2 separate regions of the Mus musculus genome follow, and region 1 is linked to region 2. The links are chromatin contacts, found by Hi-C or POLR2A ChIA-PET in ENCODE. All regions are on one chromosome and are shown on one strand. Each heading gives the region's core, a stretch centred on a gene start or an enhancer-like site at or near the end of the contact. The rest is flanking DNA. Distances are from core to core; before and after follow the strand shown.

Region 1 (4,194 bases), core at 65-2,564, 130 kb before region 2:
AGGAAAGGGTTTATTTGGCTTACACTTCCGCATTGCTGTTCATCACCAAAGGAAGCCAGGACTGGAACTCAAACAGGTCAGGAAGCAGATGCAGAGGCCATGGAGGGATGTTCCTTGCTGGCTTGCTTCTCCTGGCTTGCTCAGCTTGCTTTCTTGTAGAACCCAGAACTACCAGCCCAGAGATGGCACCACCCACAATGGGCCCTTCCCCCTTAATCACTAATTGAGAAAATGCCCCACAGCTGGATCTCATGGAGGCATTTCCCCAACTGAAGCTCCTTTCTCTGTGATAACTCCAGCCGTGTCGAGTTGACACACAAACCAACCAGTACAGTCAGATATGGTGTTGATTCTCATCATGGGTAGTTAACGGGTAGGCTTTGGGGAGAGCGGTTTTCTTGGCCCAGATGATTCTGGGAAATGGCTGCCTAAACAAATGAACCAGGCTTTTGTTTGTCTTGTCTTACTATGGGACTTCCCAGAAGTGTCCATAGAGTCTCCCAAAGGTGGACAGATGGGTGTCACACAACACTTACTTTGTTAGACAGCAAGCATTCTTCATAAAATCACATATATTCAGGTCTCTAGGGATTGGAACTCTGCACTTGAGTTCTTGGTGGTGTTATCTCTGTTAGATCTTGATATCAGGGTTATGATAAACCTGGAAATATGTTTTTTTTTTCTTTTGCCTGTAGCAAGTTTTTGTTGGAGACAAGGTCTCTTTTCAAATCCTCTGTGGCTTTCGGGCAACTCACTATGTAGACCAGGTTGGTGTTGAACTCACAGAGATCTGCCTGCCTCTGCATCCCAAGGGCTGGAATTAAATGGAGCACCACTGTGCTGGGCTCTGTACCAGTTAAGAACACAGATTGTCTGTTTCCTTATGGTGCGTTTGGACTTGTTATAAACCCATTTGGATCAGTGGTGTTTCTGAGTGACACAAGTACCTGGATTGTATGCACACATTTGAGAATTGTCCCCACGGGATCTTTTCCTTGACAGCCTGCTTGGCACCATTTGCTTCAGGAGCTGACTATTTTGGAAAAGCACAGGATGTGTGACTATGAGTCCCGATGCCTGAGCAAATCCAAGCCGGCTACCGTGTGATCCTCTGTTTTAAATATCCCGTTTAGCACATGTCCCCTCCAGGGCCTGCAGGCCTGGCTGTGTAGGGGCAGGTGGTTCAGGGATCAAAGGCTGCTGATGCCTCCTTTTCTTACAGCCTGAGGGTCCTGCTCCATTTCTTCCTGACTTCTGTACCTTTCCCCAGGCACTGCAAGGGCAGGCATGCTACACTAGATCCCTCCTCAAGGCTTGCCCCCAGGCCTCTGTGGGTAAATCATTTGCCCAGCAAGAGGGGCAAGCTGAGACCTGCTCTGAGAGTGGGGTCAGTCTGAGGCCCGGCTGCACCGCATTAGGTTAGCCGGATTGTGGGCAGAGCAGAGGGGATCGCCCCGGGGTGCAGTCAAGCCTACAAGGGACAGGTGGGAAGGCGTCTCTGCAAAGGGCCACTCCGGGCCTGCAGGCCTGGGTGTCAGAGCGTCTTGCAGGGACCTACAGCTGGGCTGAGCGGTGGACGAGGGGGACGGCGAGGCCTAGCAGAGCCGAGCGGAGGCCGACTGGGGGCGGGGACCGAGGGCACCGGGGGCCACAGGGCGGTGCGCTCCCGGGCTCCGCCGCAGGCTGCACGCCCCTCCCGCCCCGGCCCCGGCCCGAGCCGCTGCTGCCGCCGCCGCCGTCGCTGCCGCCGCCAGGCCGCGCCCCGCCCCTCGCCGCCGCCGCTCCCGGGGAGGCTGCGCTCGAGCTGCGGCGCCGGCTGCAGCCGCCTGGGCCCCGGGCCCGGCTCCTCCCGCGCCGCCCGGGCGATGAGAAGCTGCTTCTGCGTCAGACGGAGCCGGGACCCGCCGCCGCCGCAGCCGCCGCCGCCCCAGCGGGGAACAGTTAAGTGAGGCCCGCGCGGGAAGACGGGCGGGGACGGGCGGGCACGGGAGGAGCCGGCCGGGCCCAGGCCTGCGGGCGGCTCGCCCAGCCCCGCGTGGGGACAGGCCCCGTGAGGGCGGCCTCCGCCCGGCGCGGTGCCGCAGGCTCTCGGGGGGCTCCGGCTCGGCCTTGCGGCGGGAGCGAGCTGGGGACTCGAGTCGCAGCAGCGCTCCGAGGGTGGAGCCAGGTGAGGGGCGACGATCTCCACCGGGGCACACGCTGGGGACAGTTCCCTTGACTCGCCTGGCCTGGGGTCCGGCTCTCAGCTGTCACGTGGGTGCGGATGAGCGCGCACCTGACCCTCAGACATCATTACCTGGGGGCACCCGAACTGTAGGGCACCTGTCTGCAAGGTGACCAGCCATCCAGGAAGCGTGGTGGGCATGTTGATTAGCCTCCCCTTGCAATGACTCCAGCCAGGGCAAGTGAAGCCCAAGGGACTGATTAGCACCGCACCAGGGACCACATCCTCAGAGACAGACACAGTGAATAAGGTAGAGCCAGGAGCATCTTTGTTTTCTTTGTCTTTAGCACACAGCTGTCCCTAAATTATCAGCCTGTTTCTTCTGTCCCCTGACCCCAACGACCTGTTCAGCAAGACAAGGCAGGCCCAAGGCAAATGGCCATAGCCCCTACTCCCTGCCCCCACGGGAGACCCAGAGCGCCTGGATTTCAGCCACATTGGCAGACAGCAGGCAAGGCTCCTCTTTCAGGGCCTTTGTCTCTGGTGATGCCTTGTTGGGGTAATCGCCTATGTTTCCCGACAGCTGGTTGGATCCTATCTCCCTTTAACAGGGCTGGCGAATCTTATCAGCTGCCTTGGGAAAGTTAGAAGATAAGCCCTATAGAAACCTATACTAACTGAAAAACTCCAAGCAGACAAGAGGTTAGTTACCGGGGATGGTGTCATCTTTCTTGCCAGCTGGGAAATCGTTTGGGGGTGCTTTGAGAACTTGTACCACACTCATATTTAACGGGGTCTCTCTGAGAATTACGGCTACTATAGGGACCCGGGAGATTGACTGACAGAGTGTCAGCTGGGTCATTGAATATAAAATCACCCTTTCTTGTTTACATCGCCCATTCCCTCCTCTGGTATTTATGTCCCTGTTACAGGCTAAAGACCTTTGTCGTGCCTGTATTGGTAGACCTAGACTACTCTAGAATATTATTAAAGTTAAGTTAATTGAGTTTAAGGACGAAACCCTAGCCTGTGTCTGGCTTTTCTACTCACAGTGTGTGGCTTGTGAAATGAATGAAGCCTTCTGAGTCTCCATTTTTTTTGTCATGTAGACTAAAGATATCTATTATAGGGTCATGGTGGGATATAAACGAAGTGTTTCAGGACACTGTAACGTAGTGCCCGCCTTACTGTGGTGAATTTATGAGTAAAAGCAGTTCTTTCTAGGACTTAGCATCAAACTTGTGCATGTGGGTGAGCTCTACCATTGAGCTACATTGCCCAGCCCGGTCAGCAACTACTGTTAGGCATTTTGGTAAAGAGGTTTGCTTCTTTAGTTTGTTTTTTGAGTGCTTCTTTGTAGGCATAAGAAAGGCCATCTTGGGGGAATCAAAAGCTATGCTATAGTAAACGTGGCTTGATTTTGAGGGCTTGGGTTGAGTTCTATCGCACACTTTAGACCTCAAGTGACCCTAATAAAGCACTATCCCTTTCTTGAATCCCCATTTTCTTAATTGTAGAAAGTGGCTTACAAATAATACTTATGCCATAAGCATCATCAATCAGGAAGGCCCTTGATCCTTCCAGAGGCACAGGGCCTCATGGGAATTAAGCGGGATCCAGCACTCAGCAGGCCTGCTGCTCACATGATTTGTTGCTGGGCTCAGGCCCCATCAGAAAAAGAACTCAGGGATATCTTGAGTTTGTGTGTGTGTGTGTTATAAGACCACATGGCCATGTGAAAACAGTGGCTGGAAGCCTCCCAGGGCTTAAGGAGCAAGGGAGAACCCCAAAACTGAATTTCTGCCCATTTCACGGCAGATCTGCTTCACAGGATCAGAAGCCAGTGGCTTGGGTCCCTCTGCCGTGGCCGGTTAGAAGTGTTCCAAAGAGCATCAGCCTCACCACACAGCCACATGATGATGGTGCTGGGGTTGAGTGTGGGAAGTGTGGAGTACAGTTGGCACAAGGAAGATGACAAATGACTGCATGGCTGGATGTGGTTGAGCTGAGGACGCTGGTTACGGTCTGCG
Region 2 (4,081 bases), core at 1,050-3,549:
CCCAGAGTGCAGGCCGGCCCTCTTCCCTGTGGTCATTATGGACACAGCCTAACATACATGTATAGCCCATCACAGCAGACACTGGACCGGGTTTCATCCCTTCCTCCCGCGTTCTTTTTTCTACTTCTACTTTTCCTCTTCCCCAGCCCTGAAAGCTGGCCCCAGTGTTTGAATACCAGGGAAGCCTTCATTTTAGGAAACATTTGGGGGTGGGGTGCACAATGTCCACTCCAAAATCACAGTCTACAACAAACCACCCTCTTACTGCAGGCTGCAGGTCCCTGCACTAAGGGCCAGATCTGGACACTGAGTTTTGCCTCAGCTCAGTCAGCAGCCGGGTTCTCTGTTCACGGGTGACACTGTGAGGGCCTGCACCACATGTTCCTCCTCTGTGGCAATACTGCCACCAGTTTGGCGGTGGAGATCTAGACACAGATGGATTGCAAGGCACATGGTACATACAGGAAGGAAGTGGCTTCCCAGGCCCCGCACTTCTCTCACACAGGCTGCTTGGTCCACATCCTTCCTCATGTCCTATGGAAACTAAGCACAGGGGCAAGTCTTAATTCAGCCCTGAAGCCATGACAAAGAATCAGTGACTGTGAGCACGTGTTGTAGTCCCCCCCCCCCCGCCCCTCCCACATACACACTGAGCTCACTCTTCCAGGCCTGGGCACATTCCCTGCAGACTCAGAGCACACACCTCCCTGCCATTAGCCAAACGTCTTTTATACATGACTTCAGATGCTCACTGCAAGTCCAGGCCAGGACTCAGGCCTAGCCATCTGACCACCGAACTACTTGTCTTTCCATGGAGGCCAATGAGCACCCAACACCACCCAGGGGATCTGTGGCTTGGCCAAGAAAATGAACAAAAACATGCCTCTGCCAGCTTCCTCCCACTCACGCACCACTTCTTCCTGCTGTCATCATTTATGATATAGGTCAGACTCCCGGCCCAGGGTAGGAAAGGGCTTCCACACCAGCCCTGGGCATACCCTGACTGACTGCCTATACTCAGAGGAGTCGTGCAGACATCTGCATCTCTGGGTCGGATGTAGTCACTGAGAACAGGGGACACCCTGTCCTGTCCCACTCTAGCTCCCAGCCACGTGCCCTGGGTAGCAGCTGCCTCCAGCCAGATGCTCACTGGTCCTCTGTACTTGCATCTAAGAGTCTTGGACAGCAACCATGTCTTGAGTGCCTTCCTCTCCTCTCTTCTCTTGCAGCAATGGATGGTGTGCCTTTTATGATTTCAGAGAAGTTTTCCTGCATTCCAGAAAGTGTAAGTTTTATGTATGACCCCCTCCTCCTCTCCCACCCCAACCTGAAATCCTGTAGCTTCCGTGTACATGAGCTACGCTTAGCTATGTCTAGCTGGCCCGCCGGCTGGCTGAGACTGGGTCTCACAATGCAGCCCTGCTGGCCTAGCTTTGTGCACCAAGCCAGCCTTGTCCTTGCAGAGATGCATCTGCCTCTGCCTCCTGAGAGCTAAGATTAAAACATGCACTGCCCAGGCTTAATGGGTTTTCTTGAGACATAGAGCTCTGGCTGGTCTGGCACTCACTATACAGATCAGGCTGTCACTGGACTCAGAGATCTCCTCCCTAGTGCTGTGCCACCACATGTGGCCTTGATTTTTCTTCATGGTGATGGAGTTGGCCGTAGTTCCCACTGTCATTGCTGTATTCTGTGTGCACACTGCATGCTCCACTATGGCACGGAGGGCCAATGCCTCTGCCTATACTTTGCCCACATTGAGCCCTAAGCCCTCCTGAATGGTAGAGGGTTGGGTAAGCCAGCCAAGAGCAGAGGCCAGTAGCCAGACCATGAGCAGTGCCAGCCACAGCCAGGGCCCTGTCCTGAGCAACATCCCCTCCTGGAGTCACACCTCCGATAGTGCCTGGTCCTCAGGACACCCTTCACCCCTCTCTCAGCTATGCAAGCCTGAGGTGTGCTGGGTCACTAAACTTGTTTCTGGCTTTTATCCTTCCTGCAGAAGATTGCTTTGAGGCATCACTAAACACCACGGCCCTAGTTTGGCCCAGCTAAAGACCCCTTCAGTGTTTTTCTTGGACCCAGTTTAAAACCACCCGGCTGGCGATCCAACCTGCTCTGTTGTTTCCATTTTTATGAAATATAATAGGCCTCCTCTGAACCCTTCTGGTAAGCGCTTAATCTTGAAAAATGCTCCTGACGTGACACAGGAAGCCTGAGGAACTTCAGCGGAGCCACTTGGCTGTGTTGCCATGGAGACGCTGGCACTCTCCCCCATGCTCCCTGGGAGAGGCTGCTCTGCCCTGCTCACCAGCTCCAGTTGAGAAAGTTTAGTGGAATAGTTAGAGCCTAATGATGCAACAGCTGGACCTCTGCTGGCTCCTGGGCCAGGCGGGCAGGCAGCCCCGTCCTCACACCACGCAGGCTGGCGTCTCCAGCACAGCCAAACTGTTTTGTGGCTACTGGTAGCACAGCCCCAGGAGCTCAGGGTCTAATTTGGTGGCCCTGTCCCAAGTTCGCCCTCACAAATATGTTGCTGCCAATTCAGCGGAGCACTCAAGGCCCCGGATGCAGGCCAAGCTCAGCGTTAAGCTCTTCCAAGCACTTCTCTGCTTAATCCCCCTGCAGCCAGGCCAGAAGGGCCTGCCCAGGCCACTTTAACAGGCTTTTAAAGTAAAGGTGACGGGGTGTCCAGATGCCTCAGCACGTAAAAGGCCTGTGGCACAAGTCCAATCACTGGAATTCGGTCCCAGGGATTCACAGAAAAAGACCGGATACAGTGGCATTCGTGTGTAACCCTAGCACCCCTAAGAGATGGGAGCCATAGCCTGTCGGCCTGGAGTGCAAAGCATAGCAGAAATGAGAGAAACCTGCCTCAACAAGGTGGAAAGAGACCCAGCTCCTGAAAGCCGCCCTCACACTCACATACTCTCTATAGATATCTAACTGAATAGGTAGGTAGGCAAGCAGGCAGGCAAGCAGACAGGCAGGCTGACAGACAGACAAGATTGACCCATCCCGTACCATGAGGCAGCCAGTTTGGACTCCAGAGCCACCCTCCAGCCTCCCCCGCGCCCCCCCCCCCAGGACCCCCTGGCCCTGTGCAGACACCAGCCCTATCCCCACCACAGCACTTTGACCACAGCTCCTGGGTTCTGTGGGGCTCTCAGGCTTTCCCTGCTGGCGAGGCTGCAGAAAGCCTGGCTTTTGCTACTCCTAGGAAATACAGAGCTGGTGTACTCGGAAGGAGCCTGCAGCTTCACCGACAGGGAGGCTCGTGTGTCTCACAGGCTTCTCCGGACCTCCAACTGACCTTCTTGGCCTGTATATTCGCCAAGAAATGTCCCACTGTCCATCGGATTCAGAGCCCCATTAATATGCAAAACTGCCCCATTCGCCCCTTTGACCTGATGGACAGGGATCCCCTTCTCCATCACTGCCAAAGATCTGAAGTCCACCTGACGCTTCCCTGTATACTGCAGACCCCGGGAACTCCTTAGACCTGACACTGTTCTATAGAGACAGCAGTCAAGGTGGCTGCTGATTTAGGCACTTCCAGCCCCATACTCCATCACAAAAGCAGAAATCTCACTCACTTTCTCCTTTTGTAGCAGAAGAAAGGATGAAGTAATTGGCCACAGGCACACCTTCCAGGAGGCCATGACCCCCTCCCCACCCCAGGCTGGCCCCTCAATGCTGTGGATATGTGGCAAAGCAGTCTTAGCATACAAAGATTTATCCTACCATGGTCTTTGTGGTTCCTCCTTGGACCCATAATAACTGAACATCACAATAGCAGCCCTGTGGGAGGGGGTGGGAATGTAAGACGGCTAGGACATCACAAGTGTCATAAAAGCAAGGGGGGCATTCTCCAGCCATTAAAAAGGGCAACTTGCTCTGTATTTTCAGATGCAGCCCTTTGATCTCTTGGGAATCACCATCAAGTCTCTGGCAGAAATTGAAAAGGAGGTAAGCATGATGGATTCGGGGCTCTGCTCACTCCTCTAGGGTCCCTGTCTGTCCATCGGGGCTCTGTTCTAGAAAAGATGGGTGCAAGAGCCCTTCTGAGGGAAAAACTCTGAGT

Evidence for each region. Hi-C counts contacts between places; a loop is a spot of excess contacts on that map. ChIA-PET counts read pairs that join two places held with the same protein, here RNA polymerase II (POLR2A).
Region 1: POLR2A ChIA-PET joins it to region 2 with 16 read pairs in Patski. The contact joins the promoter of Mvb12b here to the enhancer-like site in region 2. A Hi-C loop is called at or near these places in 1 of 37 maps with a recorded cell type or tissue (Patski). POLR2A ChIA-PET finds 5 or more read pairs at or near these places in 2 of 5 experiments (Patski and embryonic stem cell).

What each region holds. Positions count from the first base shown.
Region 1 is chr2:33,885,066-33,889,259 of GRCm38, reverse strand. It overlaps Mvb12b (multivesicular body subunit 12B), which reads left to right and starts at 1,314. Exons shown (of 10, transcript NM_175184.4): 1 at 1,314-1,940. The coding sequence starts at 1,866.
Region 2 is chr2:33,752,194-33,756,274 of GRCm38, reverse strand. It overlaps Mvb12b (multivesicular body subunit 12B), which reads left to right. Exons shown (of 10, transcript NM_175184.4): 8 at 1,230-1,285; 9 at 3,907-3,966. The region is part of intron 2 of Gm52507 (a long non-coding RNA gene); the gene reads right to left. Among named protein-coding and RNA genes, the nearest start is that of Gm52507, 21 kb to the right of the region's middle. Within about 2 kb of position 2,299, at least 2 of the 3 ENCODE cell types and tissues checked have a DNase peak (open chromatin) inside an H3K27ac peak, as active enhancers do.